Regions from separate parts of the Homo sapiens genome. Here region 1 is linked to region 2. The links are chromatin loops, found by intact Hi-C in ENCODE. Cell type or tissue: heart left ventricle. All regions are shown on one strand. Each heading gives the region's core, and the rest is flanking DNA. Links, peaks and the distances in the headings are about the cores only.

Region 1 (10,727 bases), core at 1-8,000, 69 kb after region 2:
TCTTTCTTTTCTTCTTCTATAAATGAGATTAAAGTGTGCACTTTACTCAGAAACTCATTGTTTTAGTAATCTGTGAACATTTCTGTAGGTCAGGCATTTTCAACTTGCGGGTTTACCCCTTTGTGTATCATAAAATCAATTTACCCAACCAGTAATTTTTAAGTGAGGCAGCATAGAAAAGAATAGTAAATATCAGAGAACTTTGCATGTGGTAAGGATAAGTATTGTTTTCCGAAAATTTTATTTCATATGTGTATATAAATTTCCTCACCTACAAAATGAGGGTACTAATAGTGCCTACTTCATGGGCTATTGATAGGATTAAATGAATGATTACACGTACGATTCTTAGAATTTTATGCCAATTTTATGACTGGTACCTTTAAGCACAGTGTAGGTGTCATCTTTGTCATCATCATCATCATCGTCATCATCATCGCCATTGTCGCCACTAGACCTGACATTTTGTCTAATCCAAGGGTGGAGGAGAGTATATTATTTGTTTTCATTTGTATTTGTCTGTCCACTAGCAAGACGGAGCATCTCTTCATATGTTTGTTAGCCCTTTCCGTTTTCCCTTGAACAAATTTCCTGTTGATTATGCCATACCCATTTGTCTATTTTTATTTGATCTTGAAAAAATTAATTGTACAACAGGGATATTAACTCTTTGAGCTTATTGGCAAATATTCTTATTGCTAATATTGGCAAATATTATATTGGCAAATATTCTTACCAATCTATCACAGTCCCCTGAATGAATTTTATTTATAGTGCCTTTATCCATTTATCCATTTCTAATTTTTGAAATAGCATTTAGTTGCTTTTTTTCTTATGGCTTTGGGGATCTTTTCTTGCTTAATAAGGACTTCTCTACCCAATGGCTATATAAATATTCTCCTATATTTTTCTCCCCCAAATCTCGAATGCTTTATTTTTTACATTAGATCTTTAATTCATCTGAAGTTTATTTTTGTGTGTGGACTGAAGTAAGAGACTAATATTGCTTTATTCCAGATGAATGACCAATTATTCCAGTCTCACTTATAAAATAAACCATTCTCTCATGACTGAATTTAAATACCACCTTTATCATATATTAAGTTTCTACATATACTTGGATCTACTTCTGGACGCTTGTCCACTGATTTATTTGACCATTCTTATGCCAATACCATACTATTTTGATTGCACCATTTCATGTATAATCTCTCCCTCACTCTTTTTCTTCATTGTCTTAGCGATCCTTACACACTGATCTTTCAATACGACATTTAAAATCATACTAACCGTTTTCATTAAAGAACCTTTTATGATTTTTATTAAAAGTTAATTTATATTGAGAAGAACTGACATTTTTGCAATATTGTTTCCTCATCCATTTATTTAGATTTTATTTTATATTTTTCATTGATTTTTCCCATACAACATTTTTGTTGATTCCTCGGCAATTTAATATCTATCTAATGTGATTGATCATTAATGGAATTTTTAAAATTGCCTCTTTGTTCTAAATGACTTCAGGTAATACAAAGATGACTTCTGTGTATTTATTAATAAATTTTTCAAACGAAATTTACTCTTTAATTCCAATAGTTTTAAAAAATTATTACTATATTCTCTTGGCTGTTCTAGGCATATGGTTATGATACAATCTATAAATAAAGGTAATTTGCTGTCTTCATTCCCAAATTAATTCCACTCATTTCATTTCCTTTTACTATTACATTAGCTAGACTCTCTAAAACCATGTTGAATATAAATGATGCTTGAAGGTATCTCTGTTTTCTTTCTTTCTGGTTTTAATGAAATTGATTACTATTTCACATTTTAATAGGATGTTTGAATTTCGGGCTTTGGTAATAGTCTTCATCATACTTAGGGCATTCTATGTATTTCTGTTTATTTCAGCAATAGTTATGTTTGCTGAAATCTATCAAATGCCTTTTCACTGCCTGTTTATTTAATTTGCTGTTGTAATCAACGTAATGGATAAATGTTTTAATATTGATCCATCTAACATGCCTGGAACAAATGACTACTTTGGATGCAAAGAGGGAAAAAAATAGTAAAAGAACTAAAAGGAAAAGAAAAAGCAGTTTGTGCATGAATATACACGGAGAGAGAACAAATTGATACCACAATGCAAACGGCAAATGTGGGATTCTTACTGAAGTTTGGTTTATCAGGAGAAAAAAGAAAGAAGATATGAAACCTCCAAAAATGTGAAACAAACAAAACTAAACAAAATCTTGTTTCCAGGCCAGACGTGGTGGCTCACGCCTATAATCCTAGCAGTTTGGGAAGCCGAGGCTGGTGAATCACCTGAGGTCAGGAGTTCGAGACCAGCCTGGCCAACATGGTGAAACCCCATCCCTACTAAAAATACAAAAATTAGTCGGGCGTGGTGGCACATGCCTGTAATCTCAGCTACTAGAGAGACTGAAGCAGGAGAATCACTTGAACCTGGGAAGTGGAGGTTGCAGTGATCTTTGAGATTGCGCCACTGCACTCCAGCCTGGGCGACAGAGGCTCTGTCTGAAAAGAAAAAAAAAAAATCTTGTCTCCAAATAGAGACAAGATTTTTTTTTTTTTGACAAGGTAACAGGGAGGTTATGCCTTCTGATCCCTGAATAGATGAATAAACTATTTTCTAGCTGGTGGACACAGGTCTTGGCATGATATTTGTGAAGATTATTGGGTGGATGTTGATTGCGGTCTTTCCAGTATTTGAGAAAAGTGCAAATATTATTTCTGTAGCTACTACTAAATAAGTGAATTATTTTTCTCTTTCAGTGCTCTTATTTGATTGGCCACTAAGTAGAGTTACTTCCGGGTTCCAAATACCTTTTAAAGCTGACCTTGTCTCTTTTTCCATAGCCACTGTGTTAGGTCAGGCCTTATAATATCCTGCTGGGAGGGAGAGAATACCAAGCTTGAAGGGCGAAGATAAGAGGGACTGAGTCTGACGCTGGCCACCATAGAAGTTTGCATGACCAAGTGGAACTAAGGAAGGAGCCAAATGCAGACTGTCAACACTGACTTCATGTCAGAACCACAGGGACAGCCCAGGCCCCATCCCAGAGATTCTCACTTAATTGGTCTGTACTGGGGCCAGGCATATTTTAAAATATGGCTCAGCCCCAGACAACTTTAATGCACTCCCTATGCTGACAGCTATTTGAGCAGTGGTGCTTGAAGAGTGGTCCCTGGACCAGATACAACAGCATCACTTGAAAATTTGTTTGATTTGCAATTTCTGAGCTGGTCCACCCAGATCTGTTGACTCAAAACTGTAGGGCTGGGGCCTAGCAATCTGCCTTATAACAAGCCCCCAGGGTATTCTGATGTGGATGCCAGGTGAAAGCCATTACCAATAACTTAGAGAGTTGCTAAGTAGTTAGAGAACTACAGCCCCAATGGATCGCTGACGCCAAAGAAACTTGGTTCTGAGGACTGGGGATCACAGATAACACTTTTGATTGCTACAGGATAGTGAAGAAGAATATGGACCCACGGAAAGACACTGACTGCATTTAATAAGGGGATCAGAGGCATCTTGAAGCAGTTTCAATAAAGAGGTGAGGGTGGGAGTCATGATCCTCAGGATAAAGGAGAAAGAGATGGCGAGAAAAAGGTGGGAGTGGATATGACCTGCTCACTGCAGACACATGGCCATAAAAGGAGGCAGAAAACCAGAGATGAATGAAGTTGGAGGTGGCAATTCCATTCATACAGAGTGTTTTCGTTCATTTGTTTATTTTACCTTCAGAAACAGATTATACCTTGACGGTTGTGAGACACAAGGAGAAGTTCCTATACAGAAAGAAGGGTTGATTTTGGAAATAAAAAAAAAGTGATTCCTCATTTCTGGGTCAGGAGAAGATGTCTTTTCAGCTATAGGTTAATTTGGGTAAACCAGTAGTCCCATTTCCTCTCTGTTTTGCCTCCATTTTACGTAGCAAAAGAACACACGGCAGAGAAAAAATAAAATAGAACAGTTTCTTCCCTTGGCCTGAAGGAGTCTGGAGAAATGCCTCAGCTGGCTGTGTTCCTAGGTTTAACAGAGCCTTCTTAGGTTTCTCGTGTGGGCCATTCGAGGGGTACCACTGAGAGAGGGAGAGAGCGCACTCTTCATTCTCTAGGCGCCCCAGCTTCTTCTGGGCACAGCATCTGTTCGAATCTGGAGGTCTATCCCCTGCCTGGACACACAGCACCAGAGGCCTCACCAACACCCCCTCAGTGCCGTCTGCCTTGACTTGTGTTGACTTGCTTTCTGATCAGCAACTGCTCTGCCTTTATTTTCTTAGCCGTCTAAAATCAGTTTCTGGCTGGACCGTTTTTGTTCACGCATGAATTTCCAGAGATGATGCTTTTTTGCAGAGCTTTTTGCATTCTTGCCTCCCCTCCCTCAACCCCCTCCTCCTTATTCATGAGATTCACAGTCTTGGACCTTATGTTGTAGCTTGTTAATGCTTGATTCCAGTACATTTTCTTTGTTCCCACATTAACCTCTCAGCTACCTCTTTCTTCACCCCCTGGGGCACACCTGGGGGTCTTATTTTTAGGACTTCTACTGTAAATCTCTGACACAAGCTGCTTCTTGCTCTGGAAATCCCACAACAAAGAGGTCTCCTCAATTAACATAATTACTATAGTTCCCGCATGCATAATTTCCCTGCCCCCATACATCAGAATATCAATTCAGCATCCCGGCTCCACAGGACAATAAACTCAGGACCAAATGCGACCAGGACTGAGGTTTCTTTACCAGTGGCCTATCTTGGTCTCTCCTGTAGTGTCCATATCAGTCTTAGGGGAGCTGCAGTAAGGGGAAACCCTGGGGGTATAGATGGCAGGTTAGAAAGGAAGAGGAGTTTAGGGGAGAGACTGTGACATCATAGTTAGTCCACAATTCAGAGCAAGACCAGGACTGTTAGAAATTCTGGACCCTAGCTTAAAATGAATAGATCTGCATCCCATTGACTGGTTTTAGTATGAATCATTTTGTTTTCATTTTCTCGTGTGTACACACCCCTGGTGCCCCACTGAGAGATCCCACATCATCTTGAAGTGAGAGTCTTTTTGTCATAGCAATCACGTCCAGGCTCTTGCATTTCTGTATGAACATTAGCATTGCATGGTTCTTTCAAGGAGATGATCTCTCTTTAGAAACATCACATTCTAACAAGGAATGCTGATCTTTGCTCTGATTTACTAGCATGACGGAATCATATTGCCTTACATATCTGGCTGCTGAGCATCCTTTACCAAAATATAAAAGCATCCCTAAGATACGGGGAATGAAGCTTCAATGATAACTTGTACATGCTGGTTGATTATGCTGTTTATAATATTTTTGTTCTTTTTAAAAAATATTTTATTTGCAGCATATGTTAGATAATGTTAAAAAAGATCACATTATATAGGTTAGCCATCCTGATCCATGTAATATTGGTTCCTGCAATATATTTGGTGTAGAATTTCTAAAGTGCTATTCTGAAATATTTGTATTTCTTAACTGTATGTTTTTTCTCTTGCAAATAATAGAAAGCTTAAACTTGCAGAAACAAAAAATTTATTGCCTTATATGTTTTAGTCCAGAGATGGTTTTAGCTTCATGTGTAATAAGCCTTATACATAGTTTCATGTGTGCACGGTTTAGTTTCATGAATGGTTTTAGCTTCATGTAGAGGTAGTTTTAGCTTCATGCATGGTTCAATCTATGAGTTCAGATGAAATGGTCAGGACTTGATTTCTCTTCTCTCTTGCTTTTTGGCTTTGGCTTGATTGATTTTGTTCTTAGGCAAGCTGTCTTCTTCTAGTGACAAAACAGCTGCAGATGCACCAGCCTAGAAGCAGTATAGAAAGCAGGATGGTAGGCAAGAGCAAGAGCTCTGGGGTAGATGCAGTTGGATTCTATAGGGGTCAGTGGAAAACTCTCCTTCACCTTCTGAAAGATCACAGAAAATCAGCCTGCAAGGGGCAGGTTAATAGGAGCAAAGGCATATGCACTTATTAACATGCATAAGAAGGAAATCATAGAGTGATTATCCAATATTCCAAAGTGGTACAGATGCTTATTGTGAAAGAAAAATAAATCTTGGGACCAAAATCATTAATCCAAGGGAAAAATCAACCTGGAAACTATGCCAGGCAAATCTGTCTCCTATTTTATTCCTAAATCGGATAGCTACAGAGATAAGAAGCTACAGATAACCCTCACAATTTGCCTAAAGGGAAATTCCTTGTGGACAACGGACAGACAGAACTCAAAATCATCCCTCTGAGTCTCGCCTGAGATGAATGCATATCTGATTGCTTCCTCTGCTATATTGTTTATGTAAAAAGGCAGATTCACCAAGCCAGGCTAAATTGTGTATTTAGTGGAAGGCTGATCAAGAACTCAAAAGAATGCAACCTTTTGGCCAGGCGCTGCGGCTCACTCCTGTAATCCCAGCACTTTGGGAGGCCGAGGCAGGCAGATCACGAGGTCAGGAGATTGAGACCAGCCTGGCCAACATGGTAAAACCCCGTCTCTACTAAAATACAAAAACAAAACAAAACAAAAAAAATCAGCTGGGTGTGGTGACGGGCACCTGTAGTCCCAGCTACTTGGGATGCTGAGGCAGGGGAATCGCTTGAACCTGGGAGACGGAGATTGGAGTGAGCTGAGATCGCACCACTGCACTCCAGCCTGGTGACAGAGTGAGACTCTGTCTCAAAACAAAACAAAACAAACAAACAAAAAAAGAAGGCAGCCTTTTGTCTTTTATCTACTTCTAACCTGGAAGTCCCCACTTTGAGTTGTCCTGCCTTACTGGAGCAAACCAATGTACATTTTACACATATTGATTGATGTCTCATCTCCCTAAAATGTATAAAAGCAAAGCTGTACCCCAACCACCTTAGGCATGTGTCATCAGGACCTCCCGAGGCTGTGTCATGGGCTTGTCCTTAACCTTGGCAAAACAAACTTTCTAAATTGACTGGAACCTGTCTCAGGTATTTTGGGTTCACATTATATACATTACTTCCTAGGGAAAGAGTAATGGGGAAATACGGATGATTTTAAGGGGGTAGTAAGTGATTTTTAGGGGAATTAAATGAACTTGAAGAACATACAGTGGCCTGGAACAGAGTCTTTGGGCCTCCAGCCCAGACAATGGTTTGTAACAAAAGTCCATCCAGGTGTGTTGACAGACTTCAGTCTTTCTTCCTGCATATGAGGTCAGTTGAAAACTCAGGGAAGGGACGAGAGGTAATTGTTTTATTCTTTGCCAGGTCTGGGCTTTAGGCAGATAGGGGAACTTCAGAGAACTTCATTCAGTGCTTTGGGAGAGACGGAGGATTGAGAGACAGGAATGGGGGAGGTCAGAGAGACCTTCCTCACCTCAGCATGTCAAAGCACCATAATTTAAAGCATTGGTTTCTGAGCCCTGACAATTCTAGTCTTCTCAACCCTACGATTTTACACAAGTTACCTTTCATCCGCAAGCCTCAGTGTCCTCCCCTGGGAAATGGGTTCCTAATAAAATCTCCCTCTTCTTGTGTCTGTGGGAATTAAATTAGATCATCTATGTAAAGCACTCGAAGGCTTCTGGCACCTCCAACTTTCTGTTAGCTATTGTGGGTGTTGTCAGTTACCTCCCTGCTTCAACTGGAAAGAATGTCTGCCTCTCTCCCATGTTCTTCCCAGGGGAGGACATTCCATCCTGCAGAGTTCCCATGGCCACAGTGATTTGTTTGTGCGTGGACAGGGGACCCAGCTGGTGTCACTGAAGTAAACCTCGTGACTTTTGCTTGGTGCGCAGCAACAAAAGCCCTTTCACCTTCTCTGAGCAGCGTAGTGGACTTATTTGAGGCTTGGATTGGCTGCAGCTCTTTTACTACAGTGAGAACCCAGCCTGGGGTTAAAGTTGTCACAAAAGAGATGGGCAAATAAGTGGAGAAAATATCCTCAAAAAGGAGCCAGAGCTCCAGGAGCATCATGAACTTCAAGATCTAATTCTGCTTGAAGGTCCTCTACCTGAATTCAGTTCTGTGTGCCAGTTTGTCGGGTTCTGTATTACTTGCAATCAAAGGGTTCTTACTAACACTGGAAACCCACATTAAGATTGCCTTCATTTTACCAACTAAGAATGTAAAAAAGAAAATCAAACATGCCAGATCAAATCTGCCACTCTTATATAATAAACAGGCATTATGTTATTAATAAAAGTAGAAATGACATAATTTTGGAACATGAAACAGTTTTTTAAAATGGGTATATTTGGCTTTTTGCAACATTTATTTCTAATACGTTGCAGACCAGAAAAAAAGACCATATAAAATGTACTGGCTCATGGACCAGCTTTTAGGGACCAATCAGATAATACACATAAAATGAGTGTTACAGGCCTTGGCACACACAGTAGGTGCTTCACAGACATCTGCTACATATGCTTCAAAGAGGCATGAAGAGTTTGGGCTATGGTCTTTGTGTGGGAGACAAGAAAAGGTAAGTCTCTCTTATTTTTGTATTCCCCACAAAGCCTAGCACAAAAAGACAATATTTGTTGGATGAATGATTGAGGATGATAAAAAGTCTACAGAAATATGAAAAGAATATAGTCTATTGGATATGAAATACAAAAAGACAGCAACTATAAAGGAGGGAGCAATGGTATATTCTCAGGGTGGTGGCAGTGGGGTGATGGGTGTTCTCTGGAATCCTAGGGCAGAGCCCCTCAGACTCGCCCAGCACATAAAGTCCCGCCCTTCATGCATATTAAAGAAGTGGGCAGAGTGAGGACAGACAGTAAAGTGGAAAGGCTTCTGTGTGTTATGAGGGGGCTATGGTATCTGGGTGATGACAAGCAGAAGTAGCAAAGGTGAAGTTGGGGCTTAGGTCAGTGAGATCCTTCTTCCCCTGCAAAATGAGGGAAGCTGTGGCATAAGAATTCAGCCATGGAGTAGGGAAAAAAAATTGTTTAAAGGGTTTCTGTACCACTAAGCTAGAATGCAAAGTAGTAGGGTACAGGTTACCACCCAAGAGTGAATTTGGAATGCTGAGGAAGCTCTTTTAAGAAATCCCAAATTGGTAGTTAAGTTCGATTTTTTTTTTCTTTTTTTGAGACGGAGTTTCACTCTGTCATCCAGGCTGGAGTGCAGTGGCATGATCTCAGCTCACTGCAAGCTCCGCCTCCCAGGTTCACGCCATTCTCCTGCCTCAGCCTCCCGAATAGCTGGGACTACAGGCGACTGCCACCACGCCTGGCTAATTTTTTTGTATTTTTAGTAGAGACGGGGTTTCACCGTGTTAGCCAGGATGGTCTCGATCTCCTGACCTCGTGATCCGCTCGCCTTGGCGTCTCAAAGTGCTGGGATTACAGGTGTGAGCCACTGCGCCCTGCCGTTAAGTTCAATTTTTATGTTTATTTTCACCATGGAGATTATATTATTGAAGTCTAATAATGAGTGCTCAGGGAGTGGTGAGTTTATAAAATATGTCGGTTTCATCCCAGAAAAAGATCTTAACCCCAGATTTCAAGGTCAGTCAATGAATAAGAATTTCTTGATCCTAATCATGTGTATAATACAGTGTGAGGCGATGCAAAGAATACAAATGAGAATATCAGACAGTCTCTGCCCTCAAATAGCTTAGAGTTTCATTATGAAAATTGTACCATACTTGTAAAATAAAAATCCAATTCAATGTCCCACCATGTGTAATAAAGATTGCAAATGTTTTCTATTAAGCTTAAATTTCTGAGCCCCTGCCTCTCTTAGCTGATGATCTTGACTCTTTCTTTATGAAGAAAAAGGACGGATGGGAATTCTGTCAACATTTACATTTGCACCTGTTTCCTTTTATCTCCTATTACAATGGAGGAATGTTCCTACTCTCTCTTGTCCTCTGAATCCCTTCCACTCTATCCTTTGCAAGGGCTCTATGCCCTGTATTGCAGATCCCTTGCTCTCCACCAGATGATGCCCCTAAAATGCAAACATCAACAGCAGAGCTGTGCTGGAGCCAGGTGGTACTGGCTTGCAGGAGCCGATTCTGAGCATCTCTTCCCAAGTCCACATCCAGTGATTTCACATGTATAGCTTGAAATTACATACCCCGTGAGAGTATTTACACTGCAGAGACTGGCTAATGCTACACAACAGAGCTTTCCCTCTGAGCGCCCATTGTTAAGCATTTACCAACGCACCACTGATGAAGACAAACAGTAGGTATATCTCATTAAAAAAGAGAGAGACTTTCCTTGAGCCTAACCCCTCCTTTTTACCTTTAGTAGCCAAATGTCACCCAAAAGGTTTTCTCATACATGCTGCCTCTGCTCAGTCACTCCCTGCCATATTTGTTCTTTTTTTAAAATTTTATTTATTTATTTATTTATTTTTGAGACAGAGTCTTGCTCTGTCACCCAGGCTGGAGTGCAGTGGCACGATTTCAGCTTACTGCAACCCCCACCTCCCGGGTTCAAGCGATTCTCCGGCCTCAGCCTCCCGAGTAGCTGGGACTACAGGCACGTGCCCCCATGCCCCATATTTGTTCTTCTACCCTCTAAATCACAGCTCTGCCTCTCACATGTGATTGAAACGGCCTTGTCAAGGGCCCCAGGGACCTCCATGTTTCCTGATCCAGTGGGCGCCTCTTTGTCTTTATCAAACATGTATTATTATTACAGGCATTTGGCATTGACGGCCACGTAGTTCTTGAAATATTTTGCTTCTTG
Region 2 (15,752 bases), core at 347-8,346:
CATGTCTTTCTATGACAAAAAAAGGTTATTTTTTTTTCTTATGCTTATGGAACACTTATAAAAGTTCAATGATGTACTTGACCGAAAGAAAACTTTAATGATTTACCAAAAGTGCAAAGTTTATAGACCGCATTCTTTTATCATAATTCAATAAAACTAGAAATGAACAATGAAACCAAAATGGACCAAAAGCGATTTTTGCATAAATTAAAAACACACTCTCACAAATAACCCCTAAACCAGATCATACCTGAAAAAACAAGTTTTTTTTCTTTTTTTTTTGGAGATGGAGTCTCACTCTGTCGCCCAGGCTGGAGTGCAGTGGCGCGATCTCTGCTCACTGCAAGCTCCGCCTCCCGGGTTCACGCTATTCTCCTGCCTCAGCCTCCCGAGTAGCTGGGACTACAGGCGCCCGCCACCAGCCCGGCTAATTTTTTTTTTGTATTTTTAGTAGAGACGGGGTTTCACCGTGTTAGCCAGGATGGTCTCGATCTCCTGACCTCGTGATCCACCCGCCTCGGCTTCCCAAAGTGCTGGGATTACAGGCGTGAGCCACCGCGCCCGGCCAACAGGTTTTCTCAAAAAGAATAAAAATAAAATATTTCATTAGCAAAACCTGTGGGTCATGACTAAAATACATAGAAAATTGTATAGTTTTACATGACATTATGTTTAAGTTTAAATAAAGACACCGAGCTAATGAAGAAAGTATATAATCTTACAAATTAAAAAAAAAAATCCAAAATAAAACAAAGGAAAGCAAGAGGTGGGTATTAGGGAGGATAAACAGCTTATATTGATTCACTAGAAAATGAAGGAAGAGTTGAAGAGATAAATACAACCAAAAGTTGTTACTTCAAAGGGCTAATAAAATAGTTTTTTCTCTGCTGATTCTGGTGAAATAAAAAGCAAACAAGCAACACCATGCCATGTTAGTAACAAGAAGGGAGGTATAAATATGGAAGAGATTTAAAGAAATATTAGAGACTATTATGTGCAACGATGTGGCAATATATTTTAAGATCTTGAGGGCACAGAAGGGCTCCTATTAAAATATTCACTTCTGAAATGGATCCAGGAAGAGTTAAGAAACCAGGACAGACACAGAAAGGACTAAAATGATAATTACAGAGCTGGTATTTTAAAAAAGGAAATAGACTCAAATGGTTTTACAGCTGAGTTCAATATAATACAATGGATAATGCCTATATTTATTTGAATGATTCCAGACTGTAGAAAGGACAGAAGGCTCCACATTGATGTGTGTATGTATGTGTGTGCATTTATACATGTTATACATTTTATATATATAACATAATGAAGGGTAGGAGTGAATGCCTGTTCTATTTTATGATGGCCTGTGCTTTATTTTTTTTGAAATGAAGTAACATTTTCTTAAACATCTTTGAGAATATAAAGTTCTTCAAAAAGTTTTCTCTGTGTGAGTTAGTTGCACTGAGGCTACTTTGAAGAAAGTAATTTGCTTCGATTCCTCATATGGGTCTTCATTTACACCATTCACTCTTAGAGATGTAGGTCTTTGCCTACACAATCCTGAGATTTTGTTCATAGATTCCCTAAGCATTTATGTGAATCTTTGTGAAATCTTTGAGGACAGACCAACAGGAAAGGAAATTTTATATCGAAATCTCCTTTGCTAGGTTAGATCCTGTGGTCCCCTGTGGGCTAAGAGAGACCTTCTGTTTGAAGGAGTCTGCCCGGGGTGGGGAGTTTCACCTTCCTGCTGACTGGCCTTCCAGAATACCTGCTTTGGAAGCCTGAGGCTGGCGGGCTGCGTTCTTTCTCCAACACATCCTGATGGGGTCTCCTCTGCACTGAGTGCTGCTCCCCAACCCCTGACACCTCTGTTCACTCCTCCTGGGGTTGCAGTCAAGTCTCTTGCTCTTCCCAGGTGCATAAACATATTTGCTGCAAATGACATTACATTTGTTTTTATTAAAATGTGTAAAATCTCAATTCTAGGTGATGATATATAACAAAGAAATGAACAGTCTACCAGGAAGTCCTGTCAGTCAAAGCTCTCAAATGTATCTTTGGAAGAGCCCTCCTTACACCCCCTCTGTTGCCTCCACAATAGCCCCAGCCCCATCATCTCTGTCCTGGATCCACCAAGTACCCCAACTTCTTACCATGATTCTACTTCTCTTCCCTTATAATCCCCTTCCTACCCAGCATCTAAAATTGTCTTGGCTGGGTGCACTGCCTCACACCTGTAATCCCAGGACTTCGGGAGGCTGAGGTGGGTGGATCACGAGGTCAGGAGTTCAAGATCAGCCTGGACGAGATGGTGAAACCTCGTCTCTGCTAAAAATACAAAAATTAGTCAGACATGCTGGTGGATGCCTGTAATCCCAGCTACTTGGGAGGCTGAGGCAGAGAATTGCTTGAATCTGGGAGGCGGGGGTTGCAGTGAGTCAAGATCACGCCACTGCACTCCAGCCTGGGCAACAGAGCGAGACTCTGTCTCAAAAAAAAAATATCTTTTAAAAATACAAATCAGTTCATACTCTTCCTGAGTTTTAAATGCTTCATTGACTTTTAAGTGTGTTAAAAATAAAATCCCAGCTCCTTACCAAGGTCTGCAAATCTCCACACTAGCTTGTTTGGACACAACTCTCCAACCTTATCTTGCACCACTCTCTCCCTTGCTGAACTCTCTCCATTCCCAGAACATCCCAAATTTTATTTCATCTCAGGATCTTCTCTTGGTCTGGAACACTCTTCCTTCTGTGCAGCTAGCTCATTCTCACTATTCAGCTCTCTCTATTATAGCAGCCTATTTCCTTTCTTAGGCTTCAGAACCAAAAATTATGCTTTTGTTTTCATGACTGTCTTGCCCATTGTGAGAGGCAGATTTCTAAGAATGACTGTCAGTGGACCTTCACCAGTGTATGCTCCCCTTCCCTTTGAGTGTGGGTGAAAGCTGGGAATATGCTTAGATATCATTCCCATGATTATATTATAGGGCAAAAAAAGAGATGATCCAGGTGGGTCTTACAGAATCACAGGAGCCCTTTAAAAGCAGAGGATTTTCTCCAGCTGGTCGAGAAGAGGAAGTTAGAGGAAGTCAAAGCATGAGAGGAACGGATGTGTCATTGCTGGTTTGAAGAGGGAGGAACTATGGGATGAGGAATGCGAGTAGCCTGAAGGAGCTGAGAGAGGCCCCGACAGACAGACAACATGCGACTGGGGAACTGAGTCCTACAACTACCAGGAGCTAAATTCTGCCAACCACCTGAATGAACTTGGAAGCAGATTCTTCCCCCAAGAGCCTCCTGGTAGGAGCAGTGCTTGGCAAACACCTTAATTTTGGTCTTAAGCAGGGACTCCAGCTCATCTTTTGACCTTGGGGACTGCATGCTATAAATGAGTGTTGTTTTAACACTCGAATAATTTGTTGTACAATGACAGAAAACCAATATACCCAGGTTGAATATAAACTCTGTGAGGCCAGGGATCTTATCTGTCTTGGTGATTACTATATCATTAGTTCCTAGGACAGCCTAGCAGACATCAGACACTGAAAACATATTGATGAATTGGACTCACAAGTGATTGGCTGATGGACAGCAAGTATTGGGTGGAAAGCCAAATAATAAAATGAAGGTCCTCCCGCGCCTGGGTAGCTGACCCCTTCCCCTGCTTATGGCAGTTAACTGTTAGACCATTGATACAATCTGTTACGCATGCATCTGTTACAAGATTACATTCACCTTCAGGCAGTCTTAGTTTTTCAGCCTTAACTCTCATAATTAACTCTCATAACTTTTGGGAATCAGTTGGATCCATTTTATTATGGTATGTTTGTTGTAATAGAGAGGACATTCAATGTCTTTGTTTTACTTCACTGTTCTACTCCTTAGCTGGCTTGCCTTGGACAAGTTATACAAGCTTTTGGAACCTCAGTTTTTTCATCTGAAAATTAGAGCTTATGGGAGTCCATAAGACAGATAGAATTAATATTTTTTTAAAAATGGCATTGACATTACAGCATAAAAGCATTATAAGTTTCATTGTTTCCTCTCAAGTACTCATTATTCTTCAAACTACCATGTTGTGAGCTCTATGATAGAAATCATCTGGAAATAAAATATGCCATTTTACCACAAGAGGGTGTATTTGACCTTTGTAGGCAACAAAGCTTACTATTTAAAGCTTCACTTCATAGACATGGACTTTTCAGAGGGTTTAATATGCATGAGATCAATTCCAAATGTATCATCAAATTATTTAGGAAAGTTATTCATGTGTCTGTGTTGTGTGTGTGTGTGTGTGTGTGTGTGTGTGTGTGTGTGTGTCCAGGAAGTGTATATATCCCTCCCATGTGTTTTCTGATGACTATGGAATGGGAACCGTATTTTGACAACATTTTCTCCATCAAACAGTAAATCTTTGGCATTAAACCAAGAGATTGTCCCACGAAGAGGACAAGGGTTTTCATTTGGAATTCATTACAAAAAATCTCAACTCAAAACTATTGCTAAAAAAAAAAACACGTCTTGCCTTTGGAACAAGTTGAATGACTCACAGGTGGAAAATCCAAGTCAGAGCCTCGAGTCCAAGGACATCTTCCTTTCTAAATTTCTTCTTTTGATAATTCAGATTTTTACTTTCTACTTCTCAAACCAACTTCTTCCTATTGTCCTTTTCTCTACACCAGGGAAATCCCATTTTACATTCTGTATTCCAAGCGATTAAGCCTGTTTTTTTTTTTCCATCTAATAACAGGCTTCCTGGCTCATGCCGTCAAGTCATGATAGATGTCGAGCCTTATCCAGTTATTGTCTTCCTCTTCATTTCCCCAGAGCCAGAACAGAAGCTCCAGGGAAGTCAGAGTTTGAACTTAAATCTTTCTTGGTCACCTACTGGTTGAGTTACCTTGGGAAAGTTATTCAAAGCTTCTTTGTTTCAGTTTTTTTTTTCATCTAAAAGTTGGAGGCTGTATTAATTAACTGCTCACAAGCTTGCTGTGAAGTTTAATGAAATGATATTAGTGTGGTAATAAACTTTTTGAGAAATACAGTTATGTTTTGTTTTCTGTTGGTTTTCTCCTCCCCCACATCCATTCTACCAAAGTAAACAGGTCTTCTATGTTTCTTTGCTTTGAAAAAGAATTTCAATTATAGCAGGAGTTGCCTGTAAACCACTTCCCTTCCCAGCTTCTGCTTTACTAAATCCTGAGCTTATTGATGAAAGTCCATTAAGGAATCCTTTTTGAGGGATACCAGGAGAGAGGGAAAGTGGGAGGGAGGGAGAGATTATCAGTTTGTTTTTACAATAAAAAGAGAGGACCGAAGCCAGAGTGGGGTAAGAGCACATACCCACAGAGTTTCTTCTAAAGTCTCGACAGTGGGAAGTAATGGGAGTTCTTTTCAGGATGCTCAGGTAAGCTGGACTCTGGGTTCTGAGGCTTTCAGCCGAGATGCAGATTCCTGCACTAAACCTACAGATAGTATTGCAGCAGTGAGCCTCTAATCTCAACACATCACTATAGACTCATTATGATTTCAGCAGGGTTACAACTAACTGGAGACTAGAAGCCCTTCCTATCATTGCTAGATATTGCACAAACCTTCTTGATTCTGTTGCAATTCTTAGACCAGGGAAGGAACCTGAAATAACTGAATTTTCTTGCAGCCTACTTAGCAGGTTCAAAGTTATATTTTATTGGACTTAAAGAAAATATAGTAATAGGTATTTCCCATATGTCTGAGTTTGTGCATTGAGAGTTACTCCCGATACATTTGTAAAACTCTTAGGATCCAACACTTGGTTAATAGTAAATCTACCATTAAAAAATAATAATTTACTTTGAATTCTTGGACAAGTTGCTTAACCTTCTCTTCTGACGGTATGATTCCTGCTCTCCCCTCATGATAGAATGTGACTGTGTGATCTATATATCCCCACAAGCTCTAACATGTTCTCAAATAACAAATATTATTCGGTGCCTACTCCATGCCAGGGACTGTGGCAAGAGACTGGAGAAATCATGGTGAACAAAAATAATCATAGTCTCTGCCAACATGAATTTTATAGGTTAGAGGGAAGGCAAGATGCTAGTAAAGTAATCCTATATGCAACATAACTTACAATTGTAACGCGAGCTATGAATGAGAGGTATGTGTAAATCTGAAGCAGGTTGTGTCGAAATAGTTTAAGCCAGATTGTTCTGAGGAGTTCTGCTAGGACATTCGATGGCATGGGTCTGCAGGAAAAGGCAGAACAAACATTAAGAAAATTCTACGTTTCTGGTTTGATTGGCTGGATGATGGTGGTACCATTCCCCAAGTAGGGAATGATGCAAGAAAACTTGTTTTGATTGGAAGATCCTTGATATGGTTTGGTTGTTTGTCCCCTCCAAATCTCATGTTGAAATGTAAGCCCTGATGTTGGAAATGGGGCCTAGTGGGTAGCAGGAGGTGTTTGGGTCATGGGATCAGATCCCTCATGAATAGCTTCGTGCCTTCCCCATGGTAATGAGTGTATTTTTGTTCTATTAGTTCATGCAAGAGCTAATTGTTTTAAAAGAAGATGGCCTCTCTCTTGCACCCTCTCTCACGATGTGATCCTCTCTCGCCATGTGACACACTGGCTCCCCTTTGTCTTCTGCCATGAGTAAAAGCTTCCTGAGGCCTCACCAGAAGCAGATGTTGGTGCCATGCTTCTTGTACACTCTGCAGAATTGTGAGCAAAATAAACCTCTCTTTATAAATTATCCATCAGGTATTCCTTTATAGCAATGCAAACGGGACTAACACAATCATCATGCTGAATATTGTTCATTTGTCCCTTTAGTTCCATTCCCTTTCCACCCTGATCTGAGCCCTAGAAGGCTGACCTCTATGCCTCAACAAGCTTCCATATTTTCTAGTGTCTGGCTTGGTTTTGCCAATGGTCAGGAGGTCACGGGGCAGAGAGGGTGATATCAGAGTATTTATTTCACCAGCTTACTGTTCGTTGTTGGTTTATTTTAACCATGTCCACACCTTGGCAAAAAGTCCTTTTATTAACATTTTTTTGTCAAATTCTTATTTTCAATAGGAGGTGCAATTTCTTCCTGCCAAGATGTTGACTGACACAGCAATGAGTTCGCTTTTGCTTATATTGAGCCTCAGGAGATTTTGAGATGTCCATGAGGGTAGATCCAGCAGGTAAATGAAAATAATGGACTGGAACTCGGAGGACAGGTCTAGGCTAAAGATGTAAATGTGTTAGTCATCTACTAACAGGTGATAATAGAAGCCAGAGGCATGGCTGATGGTGCTTTGGAATAGAGGATACAGTGAGTAAAGAAGACCTAGAACCAGTCTTGAAGAAATCCAACAAATATTGGTTGAATAAAGGAGCATGATCCTGCAATGGAGCCAGAGAAGAACCAGGGAACCAGAGGGATATCCAGGAAGTGAAAACAGCATTTCAAGAAGAAAGAAGAAAGAAGTGATTAACATTATCAAATACCAATGAGAAATTAAGTAAAATTGAGGATTAAAAAAAGTTTATTGCTTATAGTGACAAATAGTTTTTTGATGACCTTAGGAAGGGCTGTTTTAGGAAGTGGTGGGGACAGAAGCCATTGAGAATGGCTTGAAAAATTAGGAGCTGGAGATAGAAAGTAGGCAACATTATGAGAAGTTGGAATAGAAAGAAGAGGAGAACAAAAGGGTGATGGCTGGAGAGAAGATAAGTGAGTGAATGATGATTTTTTTTTAAATGGGGGAGTTGAGTTGATAATAAATAGAGCACACCAATTTGAGAGATGATTTCAATAAAAATCATCTTTATAATTTCCTCCAAAATCTCTGTTATGTGATGGCAACATAGCAGAGTGAATAAGATTGGTTTCTCCTTAAAGGTTGATCAGTATTTGGAGACAAACAGCTCACAGAGCTTAAATAAGTGCTTTACTTACTATTAGCAGTTTATTATAAAGGATACCACTCAGGAATAACCAAATAGATGGAAGGCAAGGAGATGTAAGGTATGAGGGGAGGGGTGCAGAGTTTCCCTGCCCTCTCTGAGCACACCATCCTCCCAGCACCTTGATGTGTTCACCAACCTGAAAGCTCTCCAAACCCCACCATTTAGGAATTTTATGACATAATTAAATAATTGGCCATTGATGATTAACTCAGTTTCCAGCCCCTCTTCCCTCCCGGATGGTTAAGGGGTAGGACTCAAAGTTCCAACATTCTAATAATGTCTTGGCCTTCCTGGCCACCAGCCCTGTCTTGGAGCTAGTAGGGACCCCAAGCCAACAATCATCTAATTTGCTTACAAAGGAACAAAATACATTCATCACTCTGGAAAGTCTGTGGGTTTGGGGAGCTGAGTGTCAGGAACTGGGGACAGAAACCAAATATTTATTTTGTATTATCACCAGCTGTCATTCACAAGAGAGTCTGAGAAGGGTAGGAGGGCTTGACCCGCAGGGTAGCAGTCTTGAAGGTGGGTTTTTACTTTTTGGGGGATATACAAGTCTTGAAAATGTACAGAGAAGAGAGATGATCATGTCGATGAGAGGAAATCTACTTAAGAAAGTTGCCCATGACACAGGCCACTTGCTTCTCAGAGACCAGAAAGATAAAGATGATTTAAGGAAGGAAGAGTGATGAAGCTACAAAAAGGCTCTGAAATGGAGAGGGAAGAGGGAAGTTGAAAACTTAAGTGTGATGGCTTCAGCCTTTTAGAGAGGGAGGTGATGTCCCCAGGAAGCATGAGACCCCAGCAGGGACCCCTGGTTTCTTTGTGTTCCATCCATTCTTCTTGGAATCGGGGGGAAATAATGTTCCTTATTCTTGCCAACCAACCGATATGGCTGCTTTCATTGCTGTTTCTGCATCTTTGAGACTCAGTTCCCTAAGTCTAGGTGAAAAAGGATGTTCACTCTCTGCAATCCCAGCCTAAGAGGCTTGCTTGGCTGGAAAGCTTGATTTTCCTGAGCCAGACTATCCCAGTTTTGCAGCAGTGATTTCTCAGACGAATACTCCCAAGCGAAAACCAATACAAGCATCCACCTGTGGATAAAAATTCTCAGCATAAACCAGAGGCCAAAAAAACACACTGGTGAGGCCAATCCACAAAGTCAAACCCTTCCTGTCTCTGCCTAAGGACTGTTGCTAAAGAGAAACACTCTCATCCTCAGTTCTGGCCAAGAGTGGAAAACATGTGTCTCAACTCCAAGCAGAAGTAGCATTCTTATCTTGCAGAGGTTCACAGGCAGAGTGGGAGGCAGTGGCATTGCTGGTTGGTCAAGGTCCCCCAGGTTAGTGCACAGGCCAGATGGGCCACTTCTGTAGAGAAAGTCTGGGATTTTTTGTTCTACAATTTCCTGTGAAAAGTACTTACTGTATTTTTACTTTGTATTTTAAAATAATAGCTTTATAACAACATAATTTGATGTTTTGATATACATAGTGATAAAAGAAAACCTTCAGCTGAATTAAATTTAAAGGAATTTAATTAAGCATTGAACTATTCACCAATGGGGCAGCCTTCTGAGCCAAAGTATACTCAGAGAGTCCATCGCAGCCACATGGTGGAAGATTTATGGACAGAAAATGGAAAGTAATGTACAGGAAATGGAAGCGAGGTACAGAAACAGCCGGATTGGTTACAGCTTGGTGTTTGCCTTATTTGCACATGGTTTGAACAGTTGGCTACATTTCATTGGCCAAAACTCGATGATTGGCACAAGTGTAGGCTACAGTCTTATTACACCTCCAATTATTATAGCTCACTATGTACAGAGAAACCTTTAGGCTGAACTTAAAATATGTAAGGAGGCACCTTTAGGCTAAACCTGATTAAACAATTCCCCACTTTTGGTCATCTTCTTAATTTTGAGAGACTGACCAAAACTTTAGTCACTGATGTCATTATCACTATTGTAAATATACTTATTTGGTCTTGAAACCCACTGGGAAATAGCAGAACAGTGGGTTTGTAAGGTGGGGACAAGGACTTCAGTTCATTTATTTTATTTCGTTTTTTGTAAGGGTCAGTGTAGAGGGGACCTCTTTATGCTGAGACGTCCTGTTTACAGGAGAAAAAAAAAACCTGGTCTGTTCTAGGATGTATGTTTTCTTAAAGTCTTAGTTTGATGTGACATTTAGCACCAGCAGCTCCATTTTGGTTTGGTCTGATCTGTTGGGGCCTAATGCATGTGCTCAGTCCTGAACAATGGCCTCCCATAATTTTGTTTTAAAAGTCTCCCCTTAGGTGAGAGTGTGACCAAAACTTAGGGCCTTAGCACCACTCTCAATTACCATCATTTTGGGTTTCTGGTCTCAGCATGTCATTCATAGGTTATGGTGCCTTCATGGCCACACATTTCTTTCAGTTCTTGTCATTCCAGTTGAAGAGAGACCATTTGACATGACAGAGATGGCTGCATGCAAACATTTAAAACTTTTGAGAGAATACAGTGCACCAGGGAGACACTATTATGACTGTTGGGAGGATAACACCAAGAGTTTGGAGTATGCTCCTTACCCAGGGTCTTTATAAATGAAACCACCTAAAATTAAATAGATCAAAAAAGGAGCTAAAGAGTTTACTCACTCAACTAAGCAGTCTCTTTGTTAATCCCCTACAACTGAATCTCTATAATACCCTATGTGATGTATTTCTTCATAGGCCACAAGTGCCAGCAGCTGTACAGATACTTCTGTTTAGCCAGTAAGTAATCTAAAGCAATTCTATTATTTAACATAACTTTCACAAGAGAATTTAAAGTCTTGTGTAACCACAGCCTTTACAGTAGAATCTGCTATAGAGCCTATCATGAGGAATGCATTTCTAATCACTGTCTCTTTTACTCCAAGCCATGGAAATAGGACCTAACAAATGATGCCCTTTTAGAAGAGTGAAGGCCTCCTGGCAATGTTCTCTTTAACCTATGACGTGGATTAAGAGGAGTGACCAATGCTTTGTTTCTGACTGATTGTGAGGCAATGTATATACCATTAAAATTTCTCACCTACATTGGGCCTTCATCTTTCATCTATCAAGGCAGAAGTTTATCCATGTATAAGTCTGTCTGCAAAATCCTTCAGAAATAAGTATACCTCATAAGTGCACACAACAGACTCCCCCTCCCTTTCACTTCTATTGTTCACAGAGGCATAAGCAAGGGAAAATTATTCAAAGATAAGAGTCTCATGATAGTAGAGAAGTCTTGATCTGTGATCTTGGGAAAAGCTGTTCACATCAAGGATGCTATCTCCTTCCAGGGAGAAACTTCTTTGGTTGGCTTTACCTTTAGGGTTCCAATGGGTGTACAGTTCCAAGAGTGTGGAGGGAAACTTCTCAGGTGTGAGATTATGAAATCAAGGTTCAAGGTCCTAAAGTTTTGTTGCAGTGTGTATGGCAAGGCCAGTCTTTCTCTGACATTCTCAGAAGATCCAGTCTTCAGGTTCTAGATTGTGAAGGGGTTGATTGTCCTGTCAGTGAACCATAAAAAGCTTTCTTTACCTGGTGAAAATACACTGTGCCATATATAATAATCTACTGTTATAACATCAGCTCTCTTGCATGGGAAAGCTTTTATACAACCAGAAAACATGCATTGAAAATGACAATTGAGTGAAATCCCTCTATAAATATTTAAACGGTTCATCAGGTAGCCAAATGTGCTTGAAGCTTTGATTGTCTTCCCAGGAATATGGGATCGACAAACCAAACATTGGTCATAAACTATTTTTGCAATTTAAAGTCACTACATCTATATATATTTAATTTGGATCATTTTATCCTTTCCATGATGAGTCATGGAATGCAGAACTTTTAATAAGAAAAGCTTTAAGGACTCAGGAAGGCCAAGGCTGCCCTCCTGGTTCTCCATGAGTCCCTGCTTAATACTGGACTTATGCCCTCTTGAATACCAGTGGTTTCTCCAATTCAGTTGCATAGAACTGATAACTGATGGGTTTTCATAGGTAATTTGACATAGACCATAGAGTTGATTCAAATTGTATATCTAAACAATTTCAGTATTGGCTGATTTAGCATGAAAATCTGGCAAAGTGTTTTCTTGGTATTCAATTAATTTTTATTCTACCTGGGTTAACAGTTTTATAAACCAGTCAGTCTTTTCATTAAAGTTCCAGGAATTCTTGGTCCAAATGATACAATTCTAAAGTTACTAGAAACCTGTGTTCAAGAATACTTTTCAGGGTCCTTTCCATCCTTTCAGGAACCTCCTAAAAGACACCATATGCTAGGATTTTGCATGCTTGTAAAGTTTTCGGAAACTGCATCAGCATTAAGCAATTAACTGCGGAAATGACTTTAAGTAGTTATAAAGACACAATTGACATGGAAATTTGGTTATTTCTGTGGTCTACAATAACTTAGCATAATAACCATAATTATGATTGATAACATATACTCAGACATATTAGAATTTTAGAAATCCCATACAATTTTGGAACATATATTAATATCATTCACTAAAATATAACCTAGAGAAGGTTAAACATTATTCTTTATTTTGACAATGCTTCCCATGTAACTTCACATGTCAAATAATCCTGTTGACCTCTCTTTTGGATGTTTCAGGGGCCCTGTGTAGCATCCCAAAGTTAGAGGTCAGAAAAGACAATTTTGAAGCTGAAATTTGATTTGGGGAAGCTTATCAAATATGTTAAAGGTTTAGAATACTTGATATTATGAAATAGAATTCCAAGTCACCGTAAGTCATTTATTTAGCCAAAATGATGACTCAAAAAAATTTAAAAAGGCAAAAACATTCACCCATTGATAGAAAGAAGACTTAGCTTTCCAAACGATCTGTCTCTTGTCTTCCCCTTCTTTTTTCTGTATTTTATTCAAAAGGCAAACAAAACTCTTTCATTATCCTTTAACATACATAAAAATCTGTTCAATAGAGAAAGCCGAGTCACTCCACTTTAGCGAGGCCAAACAGCCAATATATCTGGTTTTTAACCTTTACCAAAAGTAACGTTACAGTTGAAACCAACAAGCCTTAACTAATGTTATGACTTAACCACAGTGTACAAGGTGTTTTCAAAGAGGTGGTTAGCAGTTTTTATAAGATCTAGAATCTTTAAAGGTAGCTGAGAGAAAGGAAGATTCAAGAAGAGAAGCTGGAAGTTGTTCATGGAGGGGCCAAGAATCAACAAACGGTAAAGGTCACAGAGATAGCAACCAGTAAATACTGATTCCCTAATCCAGGAGTGAACCTGGGTTGCCGCTGTGAAAAAGCAAAGCCTTAGCCACTAAGCTACAGTGCTGGGCAATCTCCATTGCTCTTCCCAGAAGAAGTCCAGAGCAGCTAATGTTGAGCTTGCAAAGGCACCTGCAATGCCTTTGACATGAACCCAAAATTCCCATGCCCTGGATGGTGGAGAGCAAGAGAAAGTACCACCACTTGGTTACAAGGTCAAGCTCCCAAGGACATAAAACAAGACAAGGTGGAAACCTCATCCAGTTGTTGTTGTTGTTTCAGGGACCTGCAGGAAGGTTTCTTACTGACCAGCTTGCTGGGATGTCTTGAACAGTGAACTTATGGGGTCCCAAGCCCGTGTTCTATCCTAAGGCACCCCTCTTCATGACAGAAGGATACAAAAAGACAAATTCATAGCACAAAGTACGCTAGATTTGCTACAGCTTAAGACTAGCTTCATGAATCCTTTTTCTCATTAATTAAAACTTTGCGAGAGGTGGTGATTTTTACCATTCCCGCAACCGGTTTTCACAGAGAGAAACAGAAAGAAAAGCATTGCCTGCAGCAGGGTGGGGAAGGTGAAGAGCTCAAGGAGGCCAGAGAAAGACTCACCCATTGCAGCAATACTGAATCAAAAGTTCAGGCAGCCACTTGTCAGTCACAAAGGGATCTTTTCCAGCAGTCCCATCAGCTCTCAAGTTTCCCCCTTTGGGGAAAGAAAGTTCCCCATGTTCCATGGTTCTGTACATGCCTAATCCTGTCACCTATAGCTGTCAGCAAAGACTGCAAGGCAGATTTAAATTTTTTAATCAATTAATCACTTAAGCTTTTTATTTGCCTTTTGTAAAGTCTTCAAATAAAAATACTGAAATCTTTTTAGAAGCCTCTGCATATCAATAGGCATCCCTAGATGAGGCTAATTAGGAAGGCTTCATTTTCAAATACACTTCAGTGCAATGTTGTTCATTTGGAATGTTCCACTATAAATTATCTTTAGTAAGATTTTGCTATTTCGATAAGATTTTGCTGCTTCCGGGGCCTAATACTTATGGATATATAACACAGAAGGAACTCAGTTCTTCAGAAATTAAGGATCCCATTTTTATCTAAATATTGGTTTTCCTTTCAGGTTTTCTTAATTAACTTAGCCAATGATGTTTTTTTTAAATATTTGAGTGCAAAATAAAAATGAAACAACGGGGTAGAACACAAAAATTCCTGTGAATTTCCAACAGCCAAATTTTATACCCTCTGCAATACTGCCATTTACTACTGGTTTCTTTCTGACCCAGATGTAAGAGGCCTCTAACTGGATCCAAGCCAGTTAATTACCAGATCAAATCCAATCTTGGACCCAGTCCAGTTTCTGTCGTGACTTCCAAATCCACTTTGGATCAGGAATTTGCTCAAAGGAACTTGGAGAGCTTAAAACACAAATCTGTGCAGCTTTGGAAACAGAGAGAACTCACCAGGATCCCTGGCTGCTCCAAGAGATCAACGGACACAATTGGGTTCAGTGGGTACCTTGCTCGGTCACTCAGCATTCCTCGGGGGTCGTTAGAAGCTCTTCTTTGGATCCCATCCTCATCCTCATCTGATAAAAGAAAAACATCAGCTGAATTAAATTTAAAGGCGTTTAACTGAGCAATGAACGATTCACACATTAGGGCAGCCTTCAGAGTCAGAGTATGCTCCAGCACGGCCATGCGGTGGAAGAAGATTTATGGACAGAAAAAGGAAAGTGACGTACAGAAAATGGAAGTGAGGTAGAGAAACAGTTGGATTGGTTATAGCCCAGTGTTTGCCTTATTCGAACACGGTTATAACAGTTGGCTACATTTGATGGGCCAAAACTTGGTGATTGGCACAAGTGCAGGCTACAGTCTGTTTATACGTCCACTTGTTATAGTTCACCATGTACAGAAAAACCTTTAGGCCAAACTTAAAATATGTAAGGAGGCAGTTTTAGGCTAAACTTGATTTAAGCATAATGAAATGATTACTACAGTCAAGCTAATTCACATACTCATCACCTCACATGGTTACTCTGTGTGTGTGGGGGAGGGGGCGTGGGGGTGAGAACACTTAAGATCTACTCTTTTAGCACACTTCTTTCTTTCTTTCTTTCTTTTTTTTTTTTTTTTGAGACGGAGTCCGCTCTGTCACCCAGGCTGGAGTGCAGTGGCATGATTTTGGCTCACTGCAAGCTCCGCCTCCCAGGTTGACGCCATTCTCCTGCCTCAGTCTCCCGAGTAGCTGGGACTACAGGCGCCCGCCACAACGCCCAGCTAATTTTTTGTATTTTTAGTTGAGACGGGGTTTCACCGTGTTAGCCAGGATGGTCTCGATCTCCTGACCTCGTGATCCACCTGCCTCGGCCTCCCAAAGTGCTGGGATTGCAGGCGTGAGCCACCGCGCCCGGCCAGCATATTTCAAGTATACAATGCAGTAGTATTAACTATCGTCACCATGCTGTACATAAGATCTCCAAGAACTTATTCATCTTCTGTGAGTGCAACTCTACCGATTCCATTCCCTACTC

Evidence for each region. A loop is a pair of places that touch in the nucleus more often than their neighbours do. Peaks named below come from ENCODE experiments on the same cell type or tissue, not always from the same donor. Only the 100,000 strongest peaks of a DNase experiment are listed, where the experiment ranks them.
Region 1: it touches region 2 in a loop (2.0-fold over the local background); 4 of 110 quality-filtered maps call a loop at or near these places.

The regions. Positions count from the first base shown.
Region 1 is chr17:15,080,420-15,091,146 of GRCh38, reverse strand. No RefSeq gene overlaps it. Among named protein-coding and RNA genes, the nearest start is that of CDRT8, 20 kb to the left of the region's middle. In heart left ventricle, for the core only: no CTCF peak of the experiment used is centred there; a DNase peak (open chromatin) is centred at 3,066; H3K27ac peaks cover 1,615 bases.
Region 2 is chr17:15,144,632-15,160,383 of GRCh38, reverse strand. LOC107984976 (a long non-coding RNA gene) reads left to right here and starts at 7,031. Exons shown (of 3, transcript XR_001753054.1): 1 at 7,031-7,175; 2 at 10,660-10,701. In heart left ventricle, for the core only: a CTCF peak has its summit at 4,135; no DNase peak of the experiment used is centred there; H3K27me3 peaks cover 515 bases.